2 separate regions of the Homo sapiens genome follow, and region 1 is linked to region 2. A link is a loop called in an ENCODE intact Hi-C map of the cell type or tissue named here. Cell type or tissue: dorsolateral prefrontal cortex. All regions are shown on one strand. Each heading gives the region's core, and the rest is flanking DNA. Links, peaks and the distances in the headings are about the cores only. Region 1 overlaps SIGLEC1 (sialic acid binding Ig like lectin 1). Region 2 overlaps DDRGK1 (DDRGK domain containing 1).

Region 1 (16,975 bases), core at 4,164-12,163, 500 kb after region 2:
GGTTCCCTGCACACTCTCCCCAACCTCCCCTTGGTCCCAGGCACCATCCTCTAAATGACAGCAGTCTCCAGATGCCAGTTGGCACTGTGGGTTAGCTGGGTATTATATCTGCCCGTGTGTGTTGAATGGATACCTGCGTGGTCTCTTTCTGAAAAGCCATCTCCACCGAATTCTCGCCCATGCTCTGCTTACAAACACGCCTCCTTCTGCAAGGCCCGGAGTGGACTCAGAGAGCCTCTCCCCTCCCCACCTCCTGCCCCCATTCCTCTCCCGCTCCCCACAGGCTGGCTCCAGACCACAAGAGCGTGGGAACCTCATGGAGAGTGGGTGCTTCCTCTGTCTTCCTCCCTAGCCCTTGCTTTAGCACAGCCAGGGCAGAGAGGAGGAAAGAAGGAAACTACAGCAAGGAGGATTTAGGGACAATTCTAGAAGGGATTTCCAATTTGGAGGGGCAGTCTGGGAAGTAGGCAGCCTGTGAACTTAATAGGAGGTCCTAAAGGACCTGGGGGAATTTGGGGAGAAGACGAGGTGGGCTGCCTTACCCCAATCTTCTGGCCCACTCCCAGCTCCAGACCCACCTCCAGGTGTAGCAGGCCCCCAGGCCCAACAGCAGGAGCAGGAGGCCCACCAGCAGTCCCAGGACCCAGAGCAGCTGCTGGAACTGATGCAGGCGGTGCAGGGCTGGAACACAGAGCGGGACTCAGAGCAGCCACAGCTGCAGGCCCCCAGTGCTTCCTTCCAAGGGGACCCACCCAAGATGACACCTTCTAACTTTTGCTTTATCGCTGAAGCTCTCCACACAAGGGTGCCCCGAGCAATCAGTTTAGAGTCGACAGGCAAATCATGCTGCAGCAGGAGGGATACAGGGAAGGAAGCCTTTGGGCCTAAGAGCTGGGCTTTTGTGCAGAGTGGCCTGGGAGATGGAGCCCCCTCCCCTCACCTCTGACCCCAAAGTAGGTGGAGGTAGAGGCAGAGCCCAGGACATTTGAGGCAGAACAGATGTATTCCCCTTGGTCGCTGGGCCTCAGCGCCTCGATGTCCACCCTCAGGGCATTGGGGGAAGCCAGGACATGGATGTGTGGCTCTGCAGGAGCACCCTGGGGCTGACTGGAGGCCACCAGTCGACTGCCAAGGTGGAGAGTCAGGCTGGCGAGCGGCTCGCTGTCCACTCGGCAATCCAGGATGCCCCGGAGGCCACCCTCAGGCTCCACGAAGACCATCATGGTGGGCGTCTTGGGAGGGTCTGTGGGGAGGAAGGGAGTGTGGTGATTGCAGACAATGACCACAAATTTCTCCCTCCCTGTACCCATGCACAGTGACTTTGCTGCTCCTCCCATTAAGAGGCAGAACCTATTTCCTCACTCCTTGAATCTGTGACTCAGTTTGACCAATTGAAGAAAGAAGTGATGTTGTGCAACTTCAGAGCCAGACCTCAAGAGGCCTTGTAGCTTCTGCTCTACTTGTTGGAACACAACAATGTGGGAAGCCCAGGCCAGCCTGCTGGGCACATGTGGCCCAACTGGCAGCCAGGAGCGTGCAGTCATCTGAGACCACTGGGCAACTGCAGCCACATGAGGTGTGAACAACAGAAGAACTCCCCAGCTGAGCCCAGCCCACAGAATTGAGCAGATAACATGACTTTTGTTTGAAGCAGTAAGTTTTGTTGTGGTCAATAGCAATAGCTGACTGATACAGTGTAGGCCTTGGTGAAGGCTGGAGTGGGAGACCAAGACTGATGAGGGCTTATCGTGTGCCAGACACACTCAGCACGCTTTATTTCTTTTGGTTTTTTCTCTTCTTTTCTTTTCTTTTTTTTTTTTTTTTCTTGAGACAGAGTCTCAGTCTGTCACCCAGGCTGGAGTGCGTTGTGGTGATCTTGGCTCACTGCAACCTCCACCTCCCAGGCTCAAGTGAGTCTCCTGCCTCAGCCTCCTGAATAGCTGGGATTACAGGTGTGTGCCTTCATGCCGTGCTAATTCTTGTATTTTTAGTAGAGACGGAGTTTCGCCATATTGACCAGGCTAGTCTTGAACTCCTGACCTCAAGTGATCCGCCCACCTCAGCCTCTCAAAGTGCTGGGATTACAGGCATAAGCCCCTGCACCAGCCATTTATTTCTTATACAACTTGCAGGATGAGGCGAATGATGTATTCCCCATTTTACAAGGTCACCCAACCAGACAGCGGGAGAGCCAGGATTCCAACCCAGGACTCAATATCCGTGAAGCCTTCACTCTTGGCAGACAGAAGAGGAGGAAGAACTGAGGTGGGCGTGTGAGATGTGGGGAGACTAAGGCGGAGGAGGGGGTTCACACTCACAGAGCACACGGAGCATGACTGGAGCAGAGGCAGCAGCCCCAGTGGGGAGCTCAGCCAGGCAGTGGTACATCCCAGCTTGAGCACGAGCCACGTGGGTGAAGGCGAGAGTGGGCACAGGCTCCGCGTGCAGCCGCCGGTCATTCCAGAACCATGCAAAGGTGGAGTTGCCCACAGGCCCAGGGCCACCCAGGAGGCGGCAGCTGAGGTTCAGGGCAGCGCCCTCAGGCACGTCCAGGCCAGGCTCTGCCACCACGCGTGCACCTGCGGGCGGAGGATAGAGAGATGATTGGGGATCTGTAGGCCTTGGGGGCTGGAGCCTCTGGGTGGGACCTCTGAGGGGCCTCTGCACATTGTGGGAAGGTCTCAGTCTGACTTGGTATAGGGCTTTCCAAGGTGGAACCATGCCCCCTCCAGTGGGAGCTGTGCCCCCTCCACCAGATTAGGCTTCTCAAGGCAGAGCTTTCTCAGACCAGACAGCCCGCTCTAGTGGGAGCTCCAGCCCCTCTCGTGGACTTGGACCTGAGAGCATCAGAGCCCCTCCTCCTCCCCTCTCTTCCACTCACCTTCTACCTGCAACCGCCCGATGGTGCTGATTGAGCCCAGCAAGTTTTGGGCTGTGCAAACATAGGTGTCATCACCTGCAGGCACATCTTGCACCTGCAGCCGTAGGGCGTTTCGGGCCACCTGGACATGGCCTGTCCCTGATGCCAAGCTGTGGACCCCGCTGCTCGTGGCCAGCACCTTGCCATCATGAGATAGGGCCAGCTCAGCAGGTGGCTCACTGTCCACAGTGCACTGTATCACAGCCATGGATCTGGCCCTGGAGTCCCGGAAGGAGGACAGGACAGCGTCCTGAGGGGCATCTGTGGGCAGGCAGGGCACAGATGGGGACCTTGCTTAGGCACCCTGTACTGCTCATTGCCTAGCTGCCTGGGGTTGGTCAGGCTGAGGCCTCTGGACCAATGGCCACTTCCTAGAAGTGACACCTTCCCAGGAGTCCTGTGGGCAGAGTGCTCCAGGCAGGGCTTATAGGACTGTCTCTTTCTCTAGCACCTATGTCCTCTTTCCCCAACTGCCCATTCCTGGGCCCACTGCAGTCCTTTGCCCACTCCCACCAGAGCCCAGAAGCACCCTCCACCACCCTCCTCCTGGGCAGCCCTGGCCAAGGACCCTCTGCTCACAGAGGACTTGCAGGGCAGCAGGACGGGAGCTGCGGGTGCCCTGGGCATCCTGGGCCTGGCAAGAGTAGGCGCCTGCATGAGCCCGCGTGGCCACCAGGAATGAGAGTGAGGCAGCTGGACCCTCCTGCAGCCAACGACCGTTGTGGTACCAAGTATAGAGTGTGGGTGCGTGGGCAGCAGGGTCCGCACAGGTCACTGTGATGGGGGCACCTTCAGGCACGGCAGCCTCCGGAGCCAGGATCACCCGCACACCTGTGCCAAGGAGGCCAGGATCAGCCGGGCCCAGCCGGACACCACAGTGGGCTTCCATCCCAGTGGGCTTGGCCTAGGCCCTGCCTTACCCTCCAGCCGCAGCTCCAGGGACGTGTTGGCCTGGCCCAGAGGGCTGCGGGCAGAGCAGCTGTAGAAACCCTCATCCCTGGGCTGTGGCCCTCGCAGCTCCAGGCGCAGGGTGTTGGGGACAGAGGCTGCTGTCGAGGAGGCCAAGAGGCGACCGGCGTGGCTGAGGGCCAGCTGGGCGGGCGGGCGGCTGTCCACAGTGCACAGTACCAGGGCCAGCTGCCCGCCATGGCTCTCCAGGAGGTAGGTCAGGCGCAGGTTGCGGGGCGCGTCTGCAGGGCATGAGAGGCTTACACGGAGTCACAGGCAGCAGCCTGCAGGAGGCCAGTTTGCAGGTGGCATTCAAACTCAGGAGGGCCCTGGCTCCCCACCCCTATGGCTCCCAACCACCCAGTCTGAGGCACTGCTCCTCTGCCCAGACAGGACTCACCCCAGCGCCCCCTACTCTTAATGCTCCTTGCCCAGTGCTCCACTAGCTACTGGGTACCGAGTTCCCCACTGGACACCTGTCGGGTTCCGGCCATGCCGTGATCCCTGTGGGCTTCTGTCATTCCTGTGAGTCCCACCCTGCATCCAGCCAGACTCACAGAGGACGTCCAAGGTGATAGGTCTGGAGAGGCGGGGTGCCCGACCAGGGGGGCCCACACCGCAGCGGTAGGAGGTGGCATCCCTGACTGTGACGTTGGGCAGGGGGATGGAGTGGGCATCCAGGCGCTGCTGCCCATCCTGGTACCATGTGTAGGTGAGCTGGGCCGGGTGAGTGGTCCACACAAGGCAGGTCAGGTTCACCAGCTGCCCCTCCCGCACGGTAGCCCCGGGCCACACCTGCACATTCACAGCTGGGGAGAGGGAGGGCACAGGACACCAGTGAGGGTCTTGAGGCTGTGTACAGCAGGCCACCTGTCTCCATGTGGGTGAGCTACTCCTACTGCTGGGGAGCCCCTTGGCCTTTGGGAGCCTTGGGTGGCCCACCTATAAATGTGGCTTAGAAGTCAAGCTTGGGAATAGCCCACTGGCTCCTGAGTGGTCCCAAGTAGAGTTCCACAGAGTCCTGGAAAGCCCTGAGCCCCTCCCTGACCCTGGCTGGGGGCAAATGGGGAGACCACAGACCTCCCCTCCCCTGCTGCACTTTCTCCTGAAATTCCCTGTTTAGTTTTATCCACTGGGCATACTTGTAAAATTTGGTGTTTATAAAAGGTTCTCCTAAGAAACTCAAGTCTGGAGTCCACCATCGTTAGGAAGGGTGGGAATGGGGACTATTCCCGTGCCCCCAGGCTTCTAGAACCCTGTCCCACCTCCTCTCCTCTTTTAAAGGACACACACACACACACACACACACACACACACACACACACACTGACCTTGAGCGTCGAAGTCAGCTGAGGCCGAGGCCTGGCCCAGGGTGTTGGAGGCCTCACAGATATAGACACCCTCATCCTCCAGCATAGCCCCGTGGATCTCCAGACGCAGTGTGTTGGGGGCCACAGCCACATGCAGCCTGGGAGAGCTGCCTTCGGGTCCCCCCACACCTTGTAGGGTGGAGGCCACAAGGCGATCCCCGTGGAGCAGCCGCAGCTGGGCCGGAGGGTCACTGTCCACACGGCACAGGAGGAGGCCCAGTCGTCCAGGGCCTGTGTCCATCAGGGTAGTGAGTGTGACGTGGCGTGGGGCATCTACACAGGGTGGGGAGTGGTCAGGACCCAGCCAGGGGGGTCCCTCATCCAGGGCTCTGTCATGTGACACAGCCCAGGACTGGGGGACTGCATTCCTTCCCCCACACCTGGATGGGACAAAAGTCCTTACAGGACACGTGGAGGCTGATGGGTGCAGCTAGGCTCGTGGTGGCTGAGCCTGGGGCCTGGGCTTGGCAATGATAGGCCCCAGCTTGTGTCAAAGTTATGGCTGCAAAGCGGAGCGTGGCCGAGGTCGACTCCTGGAGGGGCTGGCCATCCCGATACCAACGATATGAGGTCCCCTCTGGGACTCCTGTGTGTACCTGGCAGCTCAGGACCACAGCCTGGCCCTCTTGGAGCTCAGGTGATGGTGACACCTGGACCCAGGCTCCTGCAGGGGAAAACCAAGAGCAGGTGAGGGCTCTCCACCACACCTCTCACAGTCTGGGACCATGTGCGTGTCCACCTAGGACTACACAACCCAACCCCATGTGCTGGAGCCGCAGCCCCTTCCAGACCACCGCCAGGGCCCACTCAGCCCTATGCCTTGGCCCCTCCTGCTCCCCACTCTCCTGCACAGGCTCCATCCTGGCATTTACCTCCCACCACCTGGTGGGATGGTTTTACTGTGTCAGTCATATCTCGCCTACCAAAGCGTAAGCCTTATGGGCACTGGACTTGTGTGACCTGTAACCCCAGTTCCAGGCACTGTGCCTGCATGTGTTAGCTCCTGACAAATGTTGGTTCAACCCATAAAGTACTGAAAAGGGAGGGATTTAGATCATCCCGGGGCCATTGTCCTAACTAGGATCTGGACTCAGCATGGGTGACCGAGGGCTTGGAAGGGAATGTTAGCAGCTATGTTATCTTGAGCGCTCTCGCCAGGCCAGCCCTGCATCCAGACTCCAGGCCACAAGAGCACAGGACCTGGGGACCAGGCAAAGGGCAGCTCCTCAGTGGCCCCTGGGTGTGAAGCAGGAGAACCCCAGGTTGCAGGGAGTGAGATGGAGGGACAGCTGGAATGCTAAGCAAGAACACAGACCATGCCTGAGACCACAGCTAGCAGGGTCATGCAACTGGGGAAAAGCTCCTAAAACTCAAACCTTCAATTTCTTCCTGCGAAATAGGTATGCTAAGTAAGAAAAGATACACAGAACCAAGGCTCAAAGTAAATGTCCCAAAATTGGTGCTGTCGGTCACCGTGGTGGAAGAAACACTCATGTTCCTTTGACCTTCGCATTATGGGCATTATCTTTCCTTTTTCCTGGTTTATTTGTTTAGGGAGAATTTTTTTTTTTTTAAGACAGAGTCTCACTCTGTCATCCAGGCTAGAGTGAAGTACAATTTTGGCTCACTGCAACCTCCATCTCCCAGGTTCAAACGATTCGCCTGCCTTAGCCTCCCGAGTAACTGGGATTACAAATGCCCACCACCACACCTAGCTAATTTTTGTATTTTTAGTAGAGTGTTGGCCAGGCTGGTCTTGAACTCCTGACCTCAAGTGATCCGCCCGCCTCAGCCTCCCAAAGTGCTGGGATTACAGGCATGAGCCATGGTGCCCGGCCTGAGGGAGGATTTTTATAGAGACTATATATATACACACACACAAACACACACACACACACACACACACACGTATGTGTATATAAATAAAGAATATGAATATATTATGCATAAGAATACACATAATGTATATTTGTATGTGTATATACTCATACATAAACATATATGCATAATATAAATATACATATGTATGAGAATGTTTACTATGTAACAAAATTATATGATCACAAAACAAGTTATTTCAGAAAGTGCTCCCACCAAGCAAGCCACTCTGTGAATTGCCATTGCCTCCTAGTGGCTGCTGCAGTTATTACAGGTGAAAATATCTAGCTGGAGGCAAAGGGAGGCCTTCTGCTGGCTGGAAACTGCCCTTACCAGGACTGAAAAAGACATATTTCTGCACAAAATTCACAGCACCCAGCCCAAAGTCTGACCAGAGTAGTCCCCAGGGCATCAGAGTCTACCATATCTTCAGAAGACTGACACTCACCTCGGACCTGGAAGAAGAGTGAGGTGTTGGATGATCCAAGAACATTTGTGGCCTCACAGCGGTAGCTGCCAGAGTCCCCAAGGCCCAGTTCTCGGACCTCTAACTTCAGGGAGTTGGCCTCAGCTTTAGCCTGGAACCGACCATGGGATGGGACCTGGGGACCCAGGCTGGTGGCCAGGAGGTGCTCCCCATGGAACAAGGCCAGCAAGGCCAGGGGGCGGCTGTCCACAGTGCAGATGAACAGAGCCATGTGGCCCTGGCCCATGTCTAGGAGGGCTGACAGCTTTGGACGGTCCGGGGGATCTGCAGGAACAGAGGGAGCTGAGGCCACCCAGCCTAGCTCACCACATTACAACTGCCACACTATGTCCCCCACCTCCTGCCACACACACAGCCTAAGCCATGCTCTTTCCTCCCCAAACCCCAGCCCGGCCCCTGCTTCTCCCCAGACCACCCCTCCACCCTCCAAGTCCCCAGGCTGCCCATGCCAGTCACCCACAGAGTACACTCAGGAGCACGGGAGTGGAGAGCTGGGCACCAGCCTCAGTCAGGATGCGGCAGGCGTAAAGGGCAGCATCAGTTCTGGCCACGGGCAGCAGTGTCACGGTCTCCAGGGGACCCTGGGCCCACAGCACCCCATTTCGGAACCAGGAGAAGTTAGCAGGGCTGCCAGCAGCTTCCCGGCTCACGTTGCAAGTCAAGTTGGCTTCTGTGCCCTCCTGAAGTGTGTGTGATGGTGCAATGGCCAGGACAGTGGCTGGAGAGCAGGCGGCACAGCTTACTGACCACCCCCGGCCCCCAGGAGCCAGGGGTCCAGCCGCCCAGCCTGGAAGGAGCAGGAAGGAGGCCCCCTGGGGTGCCCACAGGGTTGGGGAGAAAAGCAAGCTAGCTCACAGGGCAGCCTAGGAGAAGTGGGCCCTGGGGACTGTGGGGGCCCTGGGCAGAGAGGGTTGCAGTACAGGGAAGGAGGACAAGGCAGCCCAACTGTCCCAGCTGGGGAGTCCTTCCTCAGAGACCAGCTGTGTTGCCTATCCCCGGCCTGAACAGAGATCATGGGAAGGAGCAGCTCCGCTCTTCCTGAATGTGGAGGAGGGCAGCGAAGGGCCCCCACTGCTGCACAGAGTGGTTTTGCCTGATTAGATCCTCCTCGGAGCAGAACAGTCCAGAGCTCCAGCCCCTGCCCCCAGGCCACCCATTCCCTGCCTGACTCACCCTGGCCATTGAAGGTGGCTGAGGTGGAGGCGTTGCCCAGGGCATTGCTGGCCTCACAGAGGTACAAGCCCTCCTCTTCCAGCAAAGGGTTGTGAATCTCCACACGCAGCAAGTTGGGGGCTTTGGTGACCTTCATGCGTGGGGAACAGCCCCCACAGGTGCTGCAGCCACCCCCTGATGGCAGGGAAGTGGCCACAACACGGTCCTTGTGGAGCAGCTGCAGCCTGGCGGGGGGGTCGCTGTCCACACGGCACAAAAGGAGGCCTCGCCGTCCAGCCCCGGCCCCAGCGGCATCAAGGTCCAGCCTGGTGGTGAATGTTGGTTGTCGAGGGGGGTCTGCAGGGAGGAAGAACATGGGCACTCATCCCACGGATGCTCCAGGGCCCCACAAGCCTGGCTAGGCTCCCAGAATACACTGGACAAAGGCAGATCCCGAAGGCTGCCCCAAGCAGCTGTGCAGACTGTGCACTGCACAAGGGCAGCCAGACCAGGGTGGGTGGAACTCAAGCTAGGCTCATGCTCCTCAAGCTAAGCTGTGCCCTGATGCCTACTGAGTCTTCCCAGAAGAAGGAGCACCATTTTCTAGCTCAGACAAAGGTGCTGTATGGGCTGGCTGCCACCTTGCATAAGTCCCATCTGCTGCTGAGCAGGGTGCCCACCTAGCAATCCCTGGGGGTCATGCTGTCTGCTCCCACCCTGCACCCAATGCCTTACCACGGAGCCTCCCCTCAAGATCTGCCCTGCAGCTTATCTGTGATCTCCAAGCCAGCTCCTGTGATACTAGCGAATGCATAGAATGGCCTCTTCCTGAAGGCTTCTGGAGACAGTTGGCCAAAAGAGAGCAATCAGCCAAGGCCCCCATGTGATCTCACTCAGACACCAGAAAACTTTGCAGAGGCAGCTGCCCTCTGACAGTTCCGGGACGTGGCTCCGGCACACATGTGTCAGGGGAAGCCTCTGGAATCAGGCCCTTGGTCTTACACGGAGCCTCCCCGCTTGGCGGATGCAGAGGGGCTGTCTGTCCCTGTGCTGAGGGGCTTTGCCTTGGTGTCTATGGGAGCCCAGCACAGCCTGTGGGGCATGTGCACAAATAGAGGAGTGTGGTGTCCCAGGGCTCACCCATGAGGACAAAGCATGGATGTGGTGCCCATGCTGAGCTTGAGGCTGGGACAGAGGAGCCCACAGGGCTGGCATTGGAGGGTAAAGACATGGGGAGGTAGAGAAGGCCCCAGCCTCATTTCCTAAACTTCAGCCCCACATGGAAAGACCCACTGTGGCCAGGTCTGTGACCCAGCCCTCCCGATATAGACCGTGGGGCAGGGCAGGACAGGGCTGGGGGGCCTAGAGGAGGTGGGGTGGCTGGTGGGTCCCGGCAGGAGGCTGCAACAGGTGGTGGCTGCTCACAGAGCACAGTGAGAACAGCTGGCGAAGAGGGGCCACTGGCACTGTGGCCGTCCCGGGCCCGGCAGTGGTATGAGCCGGCGTCAGTGCTGGAGGCCGCGGGGAGCAGGAGGCTGCTGCCGGGACCCTCGTGAAGCAGGGCTCCATTCAGGTACCAGGAGAAGCGGGCATCAGGTGTGGGGCTTAGGCCGCTTCTGCAGCTCAGTGTCACTGCCTGTCCTTCCACCACCTCGGCTGCCGGGCTGATGAGGAGACGGGCGGCTGCGGGGAGAGGAAGAGGCTGGGAAGGGTCCCTCCTCTCAACCCCACATGCTGCCCTATATAGAAAGCCTTCCAGGGTTCTCCTTTCCCCACACTACTGTAGGTAGCTCTGGGCTTTGTGGTGCATCAGGAGGGTTTGCCCTTTAATGCCAAATCAGATCTATTGGTAGTAGATGGCTGCAGCATGGTTGAAGATTCAGAGCCAGAGCCCAGGCTTATGTCCAACACCTGGCTTGGCTGGGCATGGTAGCTCATGCCTGTAATCTTAGCACTTTGGGAGACTGAGGCAGAAGGATCGTTTGAGGCCAGGAGTTCCAGACCAGCCTAGGCAACATAGTGAGACTCCATCTCAAACAATTTTTTTTTTTTGAGACTGAGTCTCACTCTGTCTCCCAGGCTGGAGTGCAGTGGTGTGATCCTGGCTCACTGCAACCTCTGCCTCCCAGGTTCAAGCGATTCTCCTGCCTCAGCCTCCCAAGTAGCTGGGATTACAGGTGTGCCACCACACCCAGCTAATGTTATACATGTAGTAGAGATAGGGTTTCACCATGTTAGCCAGGCAGATCTCGAACTCCCGACCTCTGGTGATCCACCCGCCTCAGCCTCCCAAAGTGCTGGGATTACAGGTGTGAGCCACTGTGGCCAGCTTTTTTTTTTTTTTTTTTTTTTTTTTTTTGAGACGGAGTCTTGCTCCGTCAGCCAGGCTGGAGTGCAGTGGCGCAATCTCAGCTCGCTACAACCTCTGCCTCCCAGGTTCAAGCAATTATCCTGCCTCAGCCTCCCTAGTAGCTGGGACCACAGGTGTGCGCCACCACACCCGGCTAATTTTTGTATTTTTAGTGGAGACGGGGTTTCACCACGTTGGCCAGGCTGATCTCAAGCTCCTGACCTCAGGTGATCTGCCTGCCTCGGCCTCCCAAAGTGCTGGAATTACAGGCATGAGCCACCATGCCTGGCCACAATTTTTTTTTTTTAATTAGCTGGGTGTGGTGACATGGGCCGTAGTCTCAGCTATTTGGGAGGCTGAGATGGGAGGATGGCTTGAGCCCAGGAGTTTGAGGCTGCAGTGAGCCATGAACATACCATTGCACTCCGGCCTGGGCAACAGAGCAACACCCTATCTCAAAAAACAAAAAGAAAAACCTGGCTTGATCAATTAGCTACCATGCCCTCAGGAGGAGGGAAGGACAGTGCACATACCGAAAGTTGGAAGACCGTACTTTTCTTTTTTCTTTTTCTTTTTTTTTTTTTTTTTTTTGAGACAGAGTCTCACTCTTGTCACCCAGGCTGGAGTGCAGTGGCGCTATCTTGGCCCACTACAACTTCCACCTCCTGGGTTCAAGCGATTCTCCTGCCTTAGCCTCCCAGGTAGCTGGGACTACAGGAACTCACCACCATGCCCAGCTAATTTTTGTATTTTTAGTAGAGATGGGATTTCACCATGTTGGCCAGGATGGTCTCGATCTCTTGACCTCGTGATCCACCCACCTCGGCCTCCCAAAGTGCTGGGATTACAGGAGTGAGCCACCACGCCCAGCCAGAAGACCCTACTTTTCTATTTGGCTTCCCACATCTGACTGCTAGCATAGAGCCTGCTCCCAGAGTTTCATAATTAAAAAACAATGAATGCTTCTGAGGGACTCTCCAAGTTTAGGGTCAGGGTAGGTGCAAAAGGAATGATGTGACCTGTTGTGTTTCCCTTTTTCCCTTGACTTCCAGGAAGCTCTGCCGTTGGGTCACTGCACAGCCCCTGTCTTTTATGTGGCGTAGCCAGTTAGCTCAGTCCTGCGGTTGAGTCCACTAGACTTCTAGAAGGAACAGACTGGAGCAGGCTCCTCCTCAGGCTCCCTCCACTCTCCCTGGCTGCCAGTGCCCATCTTACCATTGGCATGGAAGTCCAGGGTGGAGGTTGCATTTCCAAGGGAGTTGGTGGCTGAGCACTTGTACTCCCCACTGTCAGTTTCCTCCAGGTCTCGGATCTCCAGGCGCAGGGAGTTGGGACCAGAGGTACCACTGAAGCGTGGGCTGTGATCACTGTCCCCGGAGGTGGAGGCCAGGATATGACCCCCATGTGACAGCACCAGTGTGGCCAGGGGCTCACTGACCACAGAGCAGTGAAGGATGCCCACAAGTCCCGCCTGGGTCTCCAGGAAGGCTGTCAGGACTGGAGTGAGAGGCGGGTCTGTGTGGAGACGAGAGGTGGGCCTGTCACCCTCAGACAAGGGCATTCCCTGGATACCCTGATACAACCCGTGACCTCTGCACCGCTTTGTCCCACACTGCCCTGTGAGAAGGGGGTGATCCCAAAGTGCCTGAGTGCCTGCTGAATACACTTTTGTCCTTGGCTGGGCTGGGTACGTCACTCTGTTGTCCCAGTCAGTGTTCAAGGCCACCCTGCAAGTGGGGATAAAAGCCCCACTTCAAAGATGAGAAAACTAATAGAGAGACCTGGTGAGGGACAGCACCTCAGCCAGGTGACCAAAGTGAGCATCATCAGCAATGGGACAAGCTGACACAGAGTGCCTCCTGACAGGGCAGAGCAGCATGTCCGCGGCCTTCCCACCCAGAGGGCATGGTCTCAGGCCATTCAAGTCAGGCAAATGTGGAGTGAGGGACCTCCTCAGAACAGCAGGCCTGCACTCTGCAAGTTTCAATGTCAAGAATGACAAGGAAAGACTGAGGAACAGTCTCAGACTAACGGAGAATGAAGAGACGCAACGACCCAATGCAATATGTGAACTGTGATTGTATTCTGGACCAGAAAAAAAATGGCTACAAAAGACAGTATTAGGTCCACTGGTAAAATGTGAATATAGATTATAGCTTAGATAACAGTCTTCTATCAGCCAGGTGTAGTGGCTCATACCTGTAATCCCAGTACTTTGGGAGGCCGAGGTAGGTGGATCACGTGAGGTCAGGAGTTCAAGACCATCCTGGCCAACATGGTGAAACCCTGTCTCTACAAAAACACAAAAATTAGCCAGGCAGGATGGTGGGTGCCTGTAATCCCAGCTACTCAGGAGGCTGAGGCAGGAGGAGAATCGCTTGAGCCCCAGAGGCGGACATTGCAGTGAGCCAAGATAGCACCATTGCACTCCAGCCTGGGCAACACAGTGAGACTCCATCTCAAAAAAAAAAAAAAGTCTTCTATCAATGCTAATTTTCCTGATCATGATCATTGCATTGTGGATATGTAAGAGAATGATCTTAGGAATTTAGCGGTAAAGAAGCCTCATGTCTGCAACTTCAGGAATATAAATATGTAGGTAGATACATAAATAACATATGCATATGTATATAGAGTGTCCATATATGTATAAGTGCACATGTCCACATAGAGTGGATGTGCATACACACAAGTGCACCTGTATATATGCAAGTCTATATCCATACATTTATATGTATGTATGTGCGTGTGTGTGTCTGTGTAGACAGCGAGAAAGATTAAGCAAATGTGCCAAAATGTTAATAAATGGGAAATCTAGGTTAAAGGTATATAATCATTATTTGTCTTTCTCTGCAACTTTTCATAAGTTTAAACTTCCAAATATAAAATAGGAGGGAACTAGGGAGGTCAAAGCATTGCCCAGGTGTGCAGAGCTGGGACATGAGCTCAAGGCCACCTCCAGGTAAGTGGCCTTGAAGTTCCCATGCCCAGGACCCCAACCCTTCCTTGGGGCTCCACCATCTGGTCCTGCTCTGACTGTGTCCAGTGCCACCCCACCCTGGCCTCTTACGGTTGACTACCACGCTGACAGGGCCCGAGCGCTCGCTGCCATGGACGTTCTGCACCTCACAGAAGTAGAAGCCAGTATCAGCCCTAGTGGCCAAGTGCAGCCGGAGGGTATGGGAGTGGGCATCCTCCAGCAGGACATGGTTCTTGTACCAGCTGTAGCGGAGATCACTGGGTGCCTCATTGGGTGTGTTGCAGACTAGTGTCACTGTCTGGTTCTCCAGGATGGGACCTGCTGGGCTCACCTGGACCTCAGCCACTGCAAGGGCAGCATAGGGAGTGCTGGGGGGTCCCAGCCAACTTCCAGCCCCAGCCCCATACAGTCCCCGGGTCTCAGCCAATCAGCCTCAATCTCTGCACATCCTACACCACCCGCCTGCTGCTACAGGGGAGCCTCCTGGAGTGCTCTGCATCTCTTTGTCCTGCTCACCAGGATCCCCCTGACACCCCACCCTTCGTGGGGGTATTGTCACCTGTCTCATGGTAAGGCAGGGCTGGGACTCCACACCTGCATCCAGGAAGCACTGGGTTATGCCAGTTGCTGGCCCTGCCCTGCCCTGTCTCCCCTCCGTCCCTGAGGCCTGAGCTCCTCCCTATTCTCTGGCCAATACGCAACCTTCCCAAGAACTCACTGAAGATGTGGAGGCTGATGGGGGGTGAGACCAAAGAGCCCACGCCGTTCTCAGCTTGGCAGGTGTAGACGCCAGCATCGCTCCAGGCTGCCTGGGGCAGGTGCAGCACACCAGTCTTGGTTTGGAGGCGTACCCCATCCTTGAGCCACTTAATGGAACTGACTGCAGGGTAGCTGCTGTTCACCTGGCAGGTGAGTGTGACCAGCTCACCTGGAAGGATGTTCCTCCCCGAGGGGCTGAGGAGGATCTTCACACCCTTGGGGGCATCTGCAAGTCACAGTAGGGGGTATTGGGTAAGGTGCTTGGGGAGGGCAGAGGATGGCACACTTCTTCTTGCCCCCCTTTAAAAGCTCAGTCCTAAGGAAGTATGCCCAGATAAAACAGCAGTCCCCTTCAATCCTCACCCAGGGCATGCTCTGTCTGCCCATGTCCGTCCCTTTCCCGCCCCCTGCGCCTGATGCATTCCTATGCCCATTGAGAGCTGATCATGTGACGCTTGGCCAGCGTCCAGCCTACCCCACCAGCTGTAGTTTTCTGCTTCCCAATGCTGTCCATTGCTCCTGCTCTATTTGGGATGAGCTCCACACACAGGGTCATGGGTACCCCACTGCTAGCTTTAGTGGCCTGTGGAAGCTATTGGTAAGGGACCAACTACCTAGTGGGAGGGGGCCAAAGGCAGCATCAAACTAGCTCTGAAAATAGTTACCCAGTTTGTAAGCAAGAGGCCAACAACACAAAGAACTGCATTTCCTTAAATCTTGTTCCAAAGCCTCTCTCTGTGTATTCAAGTGTTTTATTCTTATTTTTTTAGAAAGAGGATCTGGCTCAGTCAGCCAAGCTGGAGTGCAGAGGCACAATCATAGCTCACTGCAGCCTGAAACTCCTGGGCTCAAGTGATCCTCCTGCCTCAGCCTCCCGAGGAACTGGGACTACAGGTGCAAGCCACCACATCCAGCTAATTTTTGTTTTTTAATTTTTTTGTAGAGACAGGGTCTCACTATGTTGCCCAGGCTGGTCTCGAACTCCTTGCCTCAAGCAATTCTCCTGCCTTGGCCTCCCAAAGCACTGGGGTTACAGGTGTGAGCCACTGTATCCGGCCTCAAGTGTTTAATATGTGCCAGGCACTCTTCTAAATCCTTGACCTGGGTCATCTCCTTTATTTGTTTTTGTTGTTGTTGTTGTTTTTTGTTTGAGACACAGTCTCACTCTGTCACCCAGGCTGGAGTGCAGTGGCACAATCACAACTCAATACAACTCCACCCCCGGGGTTCAAGCAATCCTAGTGCCTCAGCCTCCTTAGTAACTGGGATTACAGGCATATGCCACCACACCCGGCTAATTTTTGTATTTTTAGTAGAGACGAGGTTTCACCATGTTGGCCAAGCTGGTCTTGAATCCCTGGCCTCAAGTGATCCACCCGCCTCAGCCTCCCAAAGTGATGGGATTACAGGCATAAGCCACCGCGCCCGGCCCATCTCCTTTAATTTTTATCATAAATCTGTGAGACAGGAACCATCTATTGTTATCTTCGTCATAGACTGAGAAAACAGAGCCAGGCAGGAAAGGGATAAATCCCACCTCCCCAGCATCCTCCAGCACGGGGTAAATCCCGGGGCACTTGCTGCCAACCCTGAAGCTGCATGGGAGCTCCTGTTCCCCAACCCTTTGTGTCTCCCTTTCTCTGCCCAGCCTGGCCTCAAGGACAAGCCCCTTCGAAGCAGTAGGAGGTGGAGGGAACCATTTAACGAAGTCCTTGGGGCTCAGCAGTGTCTCTCCACTTGCCCTACCCTGGAGGCCCAGGAGCAGCCTGGTTTTGCATCAGGAGCAAGGGTTCCGTTTCTGTGGGCTGGAGAGGGGCTGGTTTCTGTCAGGAGCAACAGATGCGCTCAGCCACAAGGGTGTGTCCCCAGACAACTCACACTTCACTTGGAGGTGAATCTCGCTCTGAGCCCTGTGATTGGCCACGGAGAGCTGGCAGCGCAGGATCCGGCCGTGGTCCTGCCAGGACATGGCCATGTGGAGGGTCTCCAGGTGGCCGACGCCGGTGGGCTCAAACTTCTGGCTGTTGAAGGTGACAGAGCGAGCAGGGTCCTGGCCTTGCCACTGCAGTCTGACCTGCTCCTGCAGGCATACGTAGGGAGTGGAGCAGTTGAAGTCCACCTCTGTGCCCTC
Region 2 (12,017 bases), core at 4,018-12,017:
TTTTAGCTCCTTTTCTTGAGGTTTAGCATGAGCCAAGGATACACAAGGCCATCTAGGACTCTTTATGTTTTGTTATAGAAAAGTTTAAACATGTAGGAAAATAGATGGCTGGGTGCAGTGGCTCATGCCTGTAATCCCAACACTTTGGGAGGCCAAGATAGGTGGATTGCTTGAGCTCATGAGTTCGAGACCAGCCTAGGCAACATGGCAAAACCCCATCTCTACAAAAAGTTAAAAAATTAGCCGGGCATGGTGGTGCACACCTGTAAGTCCCAGCTACTCAGGAGGCTGAGGTGAGAGGATGGCTTGAGCCTGGGAGGCAGAGGTGCAGTGACCTGACATCGTGCCACTGTACTCCAGCCTGGGCAACAGAGCTAGATCTTATCCTAAAAACAAAAACAAGGCCAGGCGCGGTGGCTCATGCCTGTAATCCCAGCACTTTGGGAGGCCGAGGCGGGTGGATCATGAGGTCAGGAGATTGAGACCATCCTGGCTAACACAGTGACACCGCGTCTCTACTAAAAATATAAAAAATTAGCCGAGCGTGGTGGTGGGCGCCTGTAGTCCCAGCTACGCAGAAGACTGAGGCAGGAGAATGGCATGAACTTGGGAGACGGAGCTTGCAGTGAGCCGAGATCACGCCACTGCACTCCAGCCTGGGCAACAGAGCAAGACTCTGTCTCAAAAAAACAAACAAAAAAACCAGAAAGAAGAAAGAAAATGAGCACAACCTCCATGTACCCATTCCCAGTTTTTCAGTAATTTTCAGCTCATGGTTAATCTTGTAAATAACTATTTTTTGAAAAATTGTGTAATATAACTCCAATCTAGAACTTGTCAATAATAAGCCTTGAAGATCCACAAGAAAGAGAAGTTACTGGACTCTATAGGGCGCAAGTAGTATCACAATAGACCTGTGTAGGGCTGGGCTGTGAAGATAAGGCACCCAGGACAAGCACTGCTTGAGAGTTACAAAAATCAAAATGTATCTGATTGGTTGGAGCCAAGAGTCAAGGGTTCCAAAATCTAACTATGAAAAAGGGACCACCAGGCTGGGCACGGTGGCTCGTGCCTGTAGTCCCAGCACTTTGGGAGGCCAACATGGTGAAACCCCGTCTCTACTAAAAATACAAAAATTAGCCGGGCATGGTGGCATGTGCCTGTAGTCCCAGCTACTTGGAAGGCTGAGGCAGAATCGCTTGAACCCTGGAGGCGGAGGTTGCAGTGAGCTGAGATCGCGCCACTGCACTCCAGCTTGAGTGACAGAGTGAGACTGTCTCAAAAAAATAACAATACTAATAAAAAAAGAAAAGAAAAAGGGACTACCCAACAAGTAAAAGACTCAGGTAGAATTCCAATGAAGTTGGCTGGGCGTGGTGGCTCATGGCTGTAATCCCAGCACTTTAGGAGGCCAAGGCGGGTGGATCATGAGGTCAGGAGTTCAAGACCAGCCTGGCCAACATAGTGAAACCCCATCTCTACTAAAAATACAAAAAATTAGCAGGGCGTGGTGGTGGGCACATGTAATCCCAGCTACTTGGGAGGCTGAGGCAGGAGAATCGCTTGAACCCGGGAGGTGGAGGTTGCAGTGAGCCGAGATCACGCCATTGCATTCCAGCCTGGGCGACAGTGCGAGGCTGTCTCAAAAAAATAAAAATAAAATAAATAAAAATTGGCCGGGCGCGGTGGCTCACACCTGTAATCCCAGCACTTTGGGAGGCAGAGGCGGGCAGATCACGAGGTCAGGAGATCGAGACCATCCTGGCTAACACAGTGAAACCCCGTCTCTACTAAAAATACAAAAAATTAGCCAGGTGTGGTGGCGGGCGCCTGTAGTCCCAGCTACTTGGGAGGCTGAGGCAGGAGAATGGCGTGAACCTGGGAGGCGGAGCTTGCAGTGAGCCAAGATTGTGCCACTGCACTCCAGCCTGGGTGACAGAGCAAGACTCCATCTCAAAAAAAATAAATAAAAAATAAATAAATAAATAAGTAAAAATGAAAAAGAATTACAATGAAGTCTTGAGTCCTTGGTTCTGAATCATCATCCATCAGTCATAGCTATGTCCTCAGCTATCACGGTAACCCTGGCGCTCCAGAGTAAGTGAAAACTACCCTCAGACAAAAATAAAAATTAAAGGCCAGGTGTAGGGGTTCACGCTTATAATCCCAGCACTTTGGGAGGCCAAGGTGGGCGGATCACCTGAGGTCAGGAGTTTGAGACCAACCTGGCAACCATGGCAAAATCCTGTCTCTACTAAAAATACAAAAAATTAGCCAGGCATGGTGGAGGGCGCCAGTAATTCCAGCTATTCAGGAGGCTGAGGCAGGAGAATCACTTGAACTCGGGAAGTGGAGGTTTCAGTGAGCTGAGATTGCGCCACTGCACCCCTGCCTGGGCGACAGAGCGAGATTCCCTCTCTAAATAAGTGAATCAATAAAATTTAATTAGAGCTAGCAAGGCTGGGCACAGTGGCTCATGCCTGTAATGCAGCACTTTGGGAGGCTGAGGCGGGGGGATCACTTGAAGTCAGGAGTTTGAGACCAGCCTGCCCAACATGGCGAAACCCCGTCTCTAGTAAAAATACAAAAATTAGCCAGGTGTGGTGGCGCATGCCTCTAATCCCAGCTATTTGGGAGGATGAGGCAGGAGAATCACTGAACGTGGGAGGTGGAGGTTGCAGTGAGCCAAGATTGCGCCAGTGCACTTCTGCCTAGGTGACAGTGAGACTCCAACTCAAGAAAAAAAAAAAAGTAGAGCTTGTGAAGTGTTTATGATCAGTTTTAGTGTCACATGTACAGATCAGTAATGTAATCATTATAATACTATGTCTGGTCTACGGCTGGGCGCGGTGGCTCACGCTTGTAATCCCAGCACTTTGGGAGGCTGAGGCAGGCAGATTGCCTGAGGTCAGGAGTTCGAGATCAGCCTGGCCAACAAAGTGAAACCCCGTCTCTACTAAAAATACAAAAATTAGCTGGGAGTGGTGGCACGCTCCTGTAATCTCAGCTACTCGGGAGGCTGAGGCAGGAGAATCGCTTGAACCTGGGTGGTGGAGGTTGTAGTAAGCCGAGATCACTACAGCCTGGGCAACAGAGCGAGACTGCCTCAAAAAAAAAAAAAAGCATTAAATTTCATTTTATTTTCATTTTTCCCTTTATTTTTTCATTTTTTAGTTGTGAAAGTAGTTCGTATATATTTAGAAAAATGTTTACTTTTAATAAACTATTCATTTAATAAATGTATTAACTGAGCACTAAATAATGCTCAAAGGATCATAGATTTTTTTCCTCCACACTAAGCCCATGGGACATGAAGAATATCTGGGTGCTTCCAGGATATAAGGAAGGAATGTGCCTTTTCCCACTCCTGGCCTTTGGGTACTGTCCTGAGCATGGGATGCTGGGGCAGGGGCTGCCTTGGCCATCTTGCCATCTGCATGGCAGTGGCAGAGGATAGCTGAGGGAAAGGACTAGAGAGCCCTGGAGCTGCCGCCTTGCTCTGTGAGAAGCCCCTTCCAATGGAGATTTGAATTACTTGCAACTTGTTGGCCTGCCTCTCCACCCCACCCCCATCTGTTCCCTAGCTCTCAACTTTGGCTGCACACTGGAATCTCCTACTCATGCTCCCTGACTATGCCCTCACAGATTCTGATTTGACTGGTCCTGGGTGCAACGGGGCTGGCATGAGACGACTAAAAACTCCCCAGGTGAATCCAATGAGCAACCAGGCTAAGGACCAGTGATCTAACTGTAAGTCATTCTCTTCTTTTCCCTTTGTAATTTTATGTTTCCACCTCATACTGTGGTTGGCTACATCTGTTTCTTCCCTCTCCTACTAGAATGTAGGCTCCAGATGGCCTTCCAAACAATACATGTGGCCCTTCACGCTCCAGGTGATGACAAGTACCCGTTGCTGATGGAAGTAGCAGAGTCATACCTTTCTTGGAATTTAGGTTCTACAGTCAATGCTTATGGCACCCAATGAGTCAAAAACACCCTTGGCAACTCCTAAGGAAGGCTCTGCCCTGGAACCTGATGTACTGTTTCCCCATCACCATCCAGGGAGAGTTTCCTCCTGGGCCGGAACAGAAAGCTGCCTCCTCCATCAGGCACCAGAGGAAGTAGGGGGCTTCTGTTTAGGGACCACTTTGCATAAATACACATTTAAACATGTGCCTCACCCTCAGCACAGCAGGATGCTCACGCCATGAACAGCCAACAGGAACCAGAGTGACCGACCCTCCAGGAGGTACACACCTCCCTCCCATCCCACCCACTTCTGAGCATATGGTTCTCACATCCACCAGTGGGTGGAATCACCCACACCATTTAAACTTTTTGTCAAGGATGTAGAGCTGAATTCATGTGATTTCCCACATGAGCAATGTCCCTCCCTCCACTGCACAATTATAGCCAGCTCAAGCAGGTCCTCTCCTTCCTTCTACCTGCCCTGCAAATGGCTCTCTCCTTCACTGACCCCCCGCCCTCCTTCTTAAAGGCTGATGCTCCCTAGGACTCTATCCTTGATGCTTCTCATTAATTCTTCTCCCCGCTGGCTCTCAGCCCTACTTAGGGCTCCTGATCAGTTAAAAAAGACCCATGAGACCTCCCCTCCCCAGTTAACAGAGATGTGGCCCAAGAGGCTCCCCACTTCTAATTTGAGTGGGGGCAAAAGAAGAGAAAGATCTTATCTAGGTCTTGGGGGCAGGGCTTGCAGGGCACAAAGAAACAGAGTAAATGTGCAACAGGCTATTTTCTTGAATGAATGGATTCATAATAAGAACAGGACTTCACCAGCTTCCAAGGGACCCTCCCCACCTCTCGGATATATTCTGAAGCCTAAATTTCACCTGCTTATCTAGGATCCTAGGCCAGGCCTTCTGCCACACCAAGCCACACCAAGCTCAGCAGTACTCACAGGCCTTTAATCTATAACTGCCTGGCCACACCATCACTTCCCCAGGATGGTGGGGAGGGATGAAGATGTATAGCCAGGTAGGCCACACCAACTCTGAGTCCAAGAGGGAAGGACTGGGGTCAGGCTGGGGCTTGGGCAGGGGACTCCCGGCCCCAGGCGATGAGGGAGTTGCTGGCTTGGGCAAGCTCGGCGATGGACACCCGGCCCCGCTGTCGGATGAAGTTGGCCACGGCGGCCAGTTCCTCTGGGGTTATGTAGATGAACTTGCCCCGGTCGTCAATCACACCTGTGGGGACATGCAGGTTGTGGGGCTGAGGCCTCCTGGGCGTTCCCCATCTGGCCTGAGAATGCCCACCTACTCCTTCACAGCTGGCTCAGGGCCCTTCCGGCCTCCTGCCTGCCTGGACTTTCCTGGCTGCATCCAGTCCTGCTAGGAGAGTCGAATCAGGCTGCCCTGCCTGTCCTCTCCCACTGCTGCCACCTCCAGGCCCTGGCATGTCCTCCTTGTAACTGCATCCAGCTACTCAGTGCCCCTCCTTGCACACCCCTCCCCCCATCTTGGGTGGTCATCCTGCCTCTGCAGCACATCCCTGCAGCCCCTGTGGCTAGACACTCTCCAAGGCCAGGACTGCAGTGATTGGCTCTCATCATCTCACCTGTTATAGTCCCCTCAGCCAGCAGGTCCTGGATGCGATTTATGGTGTCCTATGAGGAGAACAACTCTCAGAATAGAGATAGGCACCAATGTCCCCAGAAAAAGCACTGAAACCTCCCTCCCACTACAGCCAAATCTCTTTATTTCCCTCTCATGCCACGCCCAAATGTGACTCTGTGCTTTGCCTTTGGAAGGGCCCTGGGTAGAAGGGGCTCTGGTCCTGGGCCCTGCAAGACCCCCAAAAGAGTATCTCTTCCTGTTAGAAGCGGGGCAGTGATGTTTGCAACACAGGCTGGTGCAGTCTGTGCATGAGAGTTGTCAAGGTAACTGATTTGGGCTGCTTTGGTCACAGGGGCTGGCAGAGTGATGGGGTTTGGGTTTTTTTTTTCTTTCCTGCCTGTTCGTCCATTAAAAATGCAGGATTCCCAGGGTGCCAGGAGACTTCTGTGCACTACTCACTCTTGGTTGGGGACAAGGTAGACGGTGCATCAAGACTCTATCTTTAGGGCAGGTCCTCTCTGCTAGCCACAGACCCCTGGCCACACTGCACACAGCAGGCCACGTTCCAGGGCTTACCTGAGTGCGTAGGCCCACCTGGGAAGCCAGGTCTTCCAAGAGCACAACCTTGGACTGCTACAAAAAGAAGGAGGAAAAGAAAGAGAGGCTGAGCTTGGGCAAATCCCTCTAAGCATGGGCACCCTCCAGGTTTGCATTCTGATCTGATCTGTTCTCGGTGGCTGGAAAAACACTGTACACACTCCTGTAGGACAGCCTTGCTCCCCTGACACACACACACACACACACACACACACTCACTATCACCCATTGACAGAGACCCGCACAATCATAAACCCTCTCATTCCCCTTCTTGCGAGGAAGGAATCTACCCAAAACAACCACCTGCCTCATGGGCCCTGTCCTGGACTCCGAGACACACGAGTGGTAATCAGAGCACAGCAGCCACCATCCTCTGCATCCAGCCATCTCTTTTTAACATCATGGACAAGTTCAAGGGGACGCACCATAGGGAGGAAGGAGGCGGTGAGAGTCACCAAAAGCTATTTTAAATAACTGTCACCAGGACTTATGCTTGCTGAGGACCTACTAGAACAAGGCCCTGAGAAGGTAGGAGGGACACATGCTGAACAAGCCATAGTCCCCGCCCTGGAGCTCGCAGTCCGGCTGGTGAGACAGGTGAGTACATGGACAAGAGGGAGAGCAGATAAAAGCCCGAGCAAGCCAAGGTCTCTCAGTAGAGGCTGTGGGGGCCCACTCCTGCCTTGCCTTCGCTGGCCGCCCCACTGGCCTGGTCCCCCACAACCTGACACACCCACACTTTTTATCCATCCTCTTTATACCATCTGAGGCACTGAGCCCACCCTTGAAATCACTGTCACTAATACCGCTGAGTGCTTTCCAGCACAGCCACGTTCTGTGCTCCAAGTGCTTCTTCATACCCTCAGTAGAAACCTGAGTTCCCAAGGGCGCAGCGAAGGGTCCACCGCTGTGTCCACACAGGCACCTGCCCCCACTACCCCAACACACAGCACAGGACTTGAGAAAAGGCAGTTCTTTTGCATTTCTGTGAATCCTCCACCGCAAATGAGCTGGGGGAGGACTGACATGGTGACACCTCCCTGACTGCAGATAGCATGTGACTTGTTTGAAATGCCAAAGCCGTATGTACAAGCAAGAAGGCAAGCGAGAGGCAGCTGGGTCAGGATGGGCAAGGACAAAGTGACGTGGTCAGCTGGTCTCTACCTACAAAACAGGGATCAGGCAGCGGGCTCTCAGTGACAGTGTGGTGCGAGAACATGAAGTCACCCCAGGTGCTCCCTGATGACCTGGCCTGAGGTGCTGCTGGGGCCAAAACACGTTTGATAAAACAAGCTAGGTGTGGTGGCACCCACCTGCAATCTCAGCTACTCAGGAGGCAGAGGCAGGAAGATCGCCTGAGCCCAGCCATGGTCAGACAGGAGAATGGAACAAGATCGAGTGAACCCTACACCTCTCATAAACGATGCTGGGTGCAGGCATGTTCCTCCAGTTCTGAAATCTTAAGGCAAAAAAGGTCTATCCCCTTGGAGCAAGGAGGAAAGCAGACAGACTGAATTTCAGAAGTCCTCCTTTTCCTTGCAAGACAGCAGCTCTAGAAGAATTAGCCAGCACAGGCTGGAAAAACTTTTTTTCTTTTTTTTTTGAGACAGAGTCTCACTCTGTCGCCCAGGCTGGAGTGCAGTGGCACCATCTTGCCTCACTGCAACCTCCACCTCCTGGGTTCAAGTGATTCTCCTGCCTCAGCCTCCTGAGTAGCTGGGACTACAGGTGTGCACCACCATGCCTGGCTAATTTTTGTATTTTTAGCAGAGATGGGGTTTCAGCATGTTGCCCAGGCTAGTCTCAAACTCCTGACCTCAAGTGATCTGCCCGCCTCGGCCTCTCAAAGTGCTGGGATTGCAGGCGTGAGCCACCATGCCCGGACAAGCTGGAAAAACTTCTAAGCTCCAAAAGAGTTTGGAGAACTCCCAGAGAATAGTTACCTCCAGGGAGCCACCAAAAGTGAGGGCTAGAACTGGGGACCTTTCTTCTGGTTTCTGCAGAGTAAAGGGGGATGTTGAAGCTGACCCCCTCCTCTAATTCCACCTGGGAAGGCTTCCTGGGGAGGGGCTTCAGGACCATCTTACTGCCTACTGGGTAGGTGGGGACAAGTTCCAAACAGCAGCAGGCAAGTGTGAGAAATAACCTGCCCGGCCACAGCCCCTAATCAAGTGTGCCAGGGTAGAGAGAGGGCTCCATGAGAGGGGAGTGCACACAGCCTGAACAGACAGGACCCTCTCAAAGCTGCCAGCATTTCCCCCACTTAAGAACCCCAGACTCAAGGCTGTGAGCCCAGCCCCTCGCTGCTGGCAGGCGTCTAAACCCTGCTCTCTTTCAGGAGAGGTGGCGGGAGGATTATGCAAGCCCTGGGTCCTTGGCAGCCCCTGGTAGCACCCCCACCACCGCCCCCGCTCCCTCTGCACTCCTTCCCTCAGCCGCCTCTGCACCTCTGAGTTGCACTTGAAAACCTCTCCCCTCATGGCATCCTTCGTGGGAGAGAAGTTGCTTAGCAGCAAAGCAAAGTAGGATGTGCTTATGCAACCTGGAGCAGCATCGAGGCGGCCTGCGCAGTGGCTGCGGACAGAAGGGGACACACTGCCGCCCCACCCTAAACTCCAAAGGAAACACCATCCTGTTCCCCCTGAAAGACCCAAGTTCCCAGTCAGGAGCACATGGCAGAGGATGCTTGTTTCAACTCAGTGGAGCCTCAGTGTGACAGAACTGACAGAAAACACATGTGAAGAGACTTGAAAACACACTGACTCACTGAGCGTGGGGTCTGAAGAGCAGGGAAACTGTCAAACTGAGTGTGAGGAAGTGATCAAAGGCTTGCGCCTCCCACACAGACCCAGGTCCTTCTCCACCTTCGGGGTTGGAGGGAGAGAAACTCTCCTGGCCAGGACCCTGCGGCTCTGCCCCTCTGGGCCCCCCTGTCCACTCCTGCATGAGCCTGAATGCCCTGCCTGCAGCCCCCGCTGGAGGCATCCAACCTGCACATGCCAGGCAGGGAGCTGACACTCAGGCTCTGTTCAGTGGCTTCTTACCTTGATGTAGTTGATGAACTCTGTCAGGAAGCTCTGGGACTAGAGAAGCAGAGAAATCAGGGTGAGCACCCCCTAGCAAGCCCACAGGGTTCTGTACCCATTCACCCAAGTACCACCTGCTCACTTGAGGGCCACCTGCCTGCAGCCTGCCTTTGGCCCGCCCAACCACCTGCACATACCGCTTGCCTACACAAGCAGCAGAGCCTTCCAGGGTGAGAGTTTCGGAGGCACCAGCCTCTGCTGAGGACAAGGCCTCTGGCCACTAAAGCCTGCTGGTACTGATGCCCACCCACCTCTCACTGCCTGGCCAGGGGCGTCTGGGATGGGGTGGCTAGCCTTGCGTCTGGCACAGGCTGCACTGATGGGTGCAGAGAGGGGCTTCCCAGGGGCAGCAGGCCCACCTGTTCCTCAGTCATGGTCTCTCCTACGCCTTCCTCCTCCACCACAAAGGCCTCCTTCAGTTTCAGGTACTCCTCATGCTCCCGCTGGGCCTGCTCCTCGCGGGCCTTCCTCTCCTCCTCCTCCTGTGGACATAGGAGGCAAAAGTCAGGTATCGGGGGCAGAACAGGGCAGGCACCTGTTCTGGTTGCTGCTACCCCTGCAGGACACCAGAGCATATAGCCCAGCCTTTTCTCAGAGACAGAGCTCCTTCAGGACCCCCATTTCTCCATTCCCCCAAGCTGAACCATGGGCCGAGGCCCCTCTTGTCATCGGTTTCATCATCACCTGGACAAATGCTGCTCAGCCCCTTCTCCCGCCCTCCGTGCTCAGGGGATCTTAGCAAAAATCTGTTGAAAACCCTGCCATGACCCCACTCTACAATACCCTCCAATCACCTGCCCCATCCTCTCCTTGTGTAACTCACCAAGCATACCCCGTCATGTCCACACCTCATAAGCAAATGTGAACCCTGCATTTCCTCACCACCCACTCACCCAGTCAGCCCACTCCAGTCTGGCTTCTGTGTTCCCAGTTCTATGAAACAACTCCTGCCACAGTCTCACCCATGCCCTCCACTCACCAAACTCAAGGTACAACCTTCAGGTCTCATATGTCTGTCCTCTCAGTGATCCTTCTTTCCTCCCTTGGCTTCCAGATCCCACCCTCTCCTGGATTTCCTCCTGCTCCTTGGGCCATTCTTCCCGCCTCCTTCATCATTCAGCCCTGCCTCTTCTCTCTCCTCCACATTCTCTGGGCCACCTCGCCCATGCCCAAAGCATCAACCCCTTCCTTGCCAGTGACTACCACACTTGTAGCCCCACCCGAATCTCTTCTCCCAAACACACAACGGTCCATGTGACACAGCTACTGGGCCATCTCACAGGCAGCAGACAGACCCTGGGACCTACTCTTCTACGTTTAGACCTCCTCCTAGGTCCCTGGCTCTGTGAATTAACACAGCCAACTGGTCAGAAATGAGGTCCTATTGACCCCTTCTTTCTCTAACTTCCAGAAAACTCCCTGGTCTGTCTATGTTGCTCCATCACCACTACTGCCTGGTAAAACAGCCTCCCTCAACCCAACACATTTTCCAGAGCACTCAGAAAAATTTTTAAATGGAAAGCTAGCCGGGCGTGGTGGCTCACGCCTGTAATCCCAGCACTTTGGGAGGCCAAGGCGGGCGGATCACGAGGTCAGGAGATCGAGACCATCCTGGCTAACACGGTGAAACCCTGTCTCCACTAAAAATACAAAAAAAAAATTAGCCGGGCGTGGTGGTGGGCGCCTGTAGTCCCAGCTACTCGGGAGGCTGAGGCAGGAGAATGGCGTGAACCTGGGAGGCAGAGCTTGCAGTGAGCCGAGACTGTGCCACTGCACTCCAGCCTGGGGGACAGAGCGAGACTCCATCTCAAAAACAAAAACAAGAATCAGAAAGCTAAAGCTGAGGCAAGTAATATACAAGATGAGTCTGGGGCATCTTGCAGTGCCAGAAACTAAGTGCTCAAAAAACAAAACGAGTGTGTGTTAAAGGTACACAGGAGCCAACTGAAAGGGCTCCCAATGGTCAAAGCTGGAACAATCTCAACAACGTAATAAATAACGTTACTGGATTATAACACAAAGTACAAAATAAATACTCATGAGTCTATACAAATATAAAAAAAATGGCTGGTCGGGCACGGTGGCTCACGCTGGTAATCCCACCACTTTGGGAGGCTGAGGCAGGCGGATCACCTGAGGTCAGGAGTTCAAGACCATCCTGGCCAACATGGTGAAACCTCGTCTCTACTAAAAATACAAAAATTAGCTGGGTGTGGTGGCGGGTGCCTGTAATCCCAGCTACTCGAGAGGCTGAGGCAGCAGAATCGCTTGAACCTGGGAAGCGGAGGTTGCAGTGAGCCCAGATTGCGCCACTGGACTCCAGCCTGGATGACAGAGTGAGACTCCATCTCAGAAAAAAAAAAAAAAAAAAAAAAGACTGCATGAATATTTAATGAATAGGGAAGGAGAGACATATCTCCTGTAAGAGATTTCCATATAATTTATGTAAGAACTCTAACTCCCCAACCCTTAAGTGTGGGCTGTGCACAGTGACTTCTTTCCAAAGAAATACGGGAAGAGGGGAAAAAAACAGTCACATTACAGTGGAGAAAGCTGGCAAACAAAACCGCAGCCAGGCGACCAAGGTTAACAACATTAGGGACAAGTGAAGCGGATAACTTGCATATTTGGTATGTTGCATTGAAGATGGAACTTCACTTATTGTCTTCTTCAGTCAGATCCATAACCCCAGTCTAACCATGAGAAAAACATCAACCAAACTCAAATTAAGGGACCTTCTACAAACTACTTGCCCAGGACT

Evidence for each region. A loop is a pair of places that touch in the nucleus more often than their neighbours do. Peaks named below come from ENCODE experiments on the same cell type or tissue, not always from the same donor. Only the 100,000 strongest peaks of a DNase experiment are listed, where the experiment ranks them.
Region 1: a loop joins it to region 2, with 5 times the contacts of the local background. A loop is called at or near these places in 1 of 110 quality-filtered maps.

The regions. Positions count from the first base shown.
Region 1 is chr20:3,689,022-3,705,996 of GRCh38, forward strand. SIGLEC1 (sialic acid binding Ig like lectin 1) reads right to left here. Exons shown (of 22, transcript NM_023068.4): 4 at 16,723-16,975; 5 at 14,804-15,070; 6 at 14,176-14,430; 7 at 12,321-12,620; 8 at 10,181-10,438; 9 at 8,777-9,112; 10 at 8,064-8,321; 11 at 7,565-7,867; 12 at 5,642-5,902; 13 at 5,200-5,511; 14 at 4,426-4,677; 15 at 3,841-4,110; 16 at 3,500-3,751; 17 at 2,882-3,181; 4 more. Among named protein-coding and RNA genes, the nearest start is that of SIGLEC1, 15 kb to the right of the region's middle. RefSeq lists enhancers at 8,837-9,336, 12,621-12,915. In dorsolateral prefrontal cortex, for the core only: no CTCF peak of the experiment used is centred there; no DNase peak of the experiment used is centred there.
Region 2 is chr20:3,185,616-3,197,632 of GRCh38, forward strand. DDRGK1 (DDRGK domain containing 1) reads right to left here. Exons shown (of 9, transcript NM_023935.3): 5 at 9,616-9,738; 6 at 9,215-9,253; 7 at 6,150-6,206; 8 at 5,575-5,623; 9 at 4,735-5,204. The coding sequence ends at 5,038. Among named protein-coding and RNA genes, the nearest start is that of DDRGK1, 13 kb to the right of the region's middle. In dorsolateral prefrontal cortex, for the core only: no CTCF peak of the experiment used is centred there; a DNase peak (open chromatin) is centred at 8,666; H3K27ac peaks cover 6,582 bases.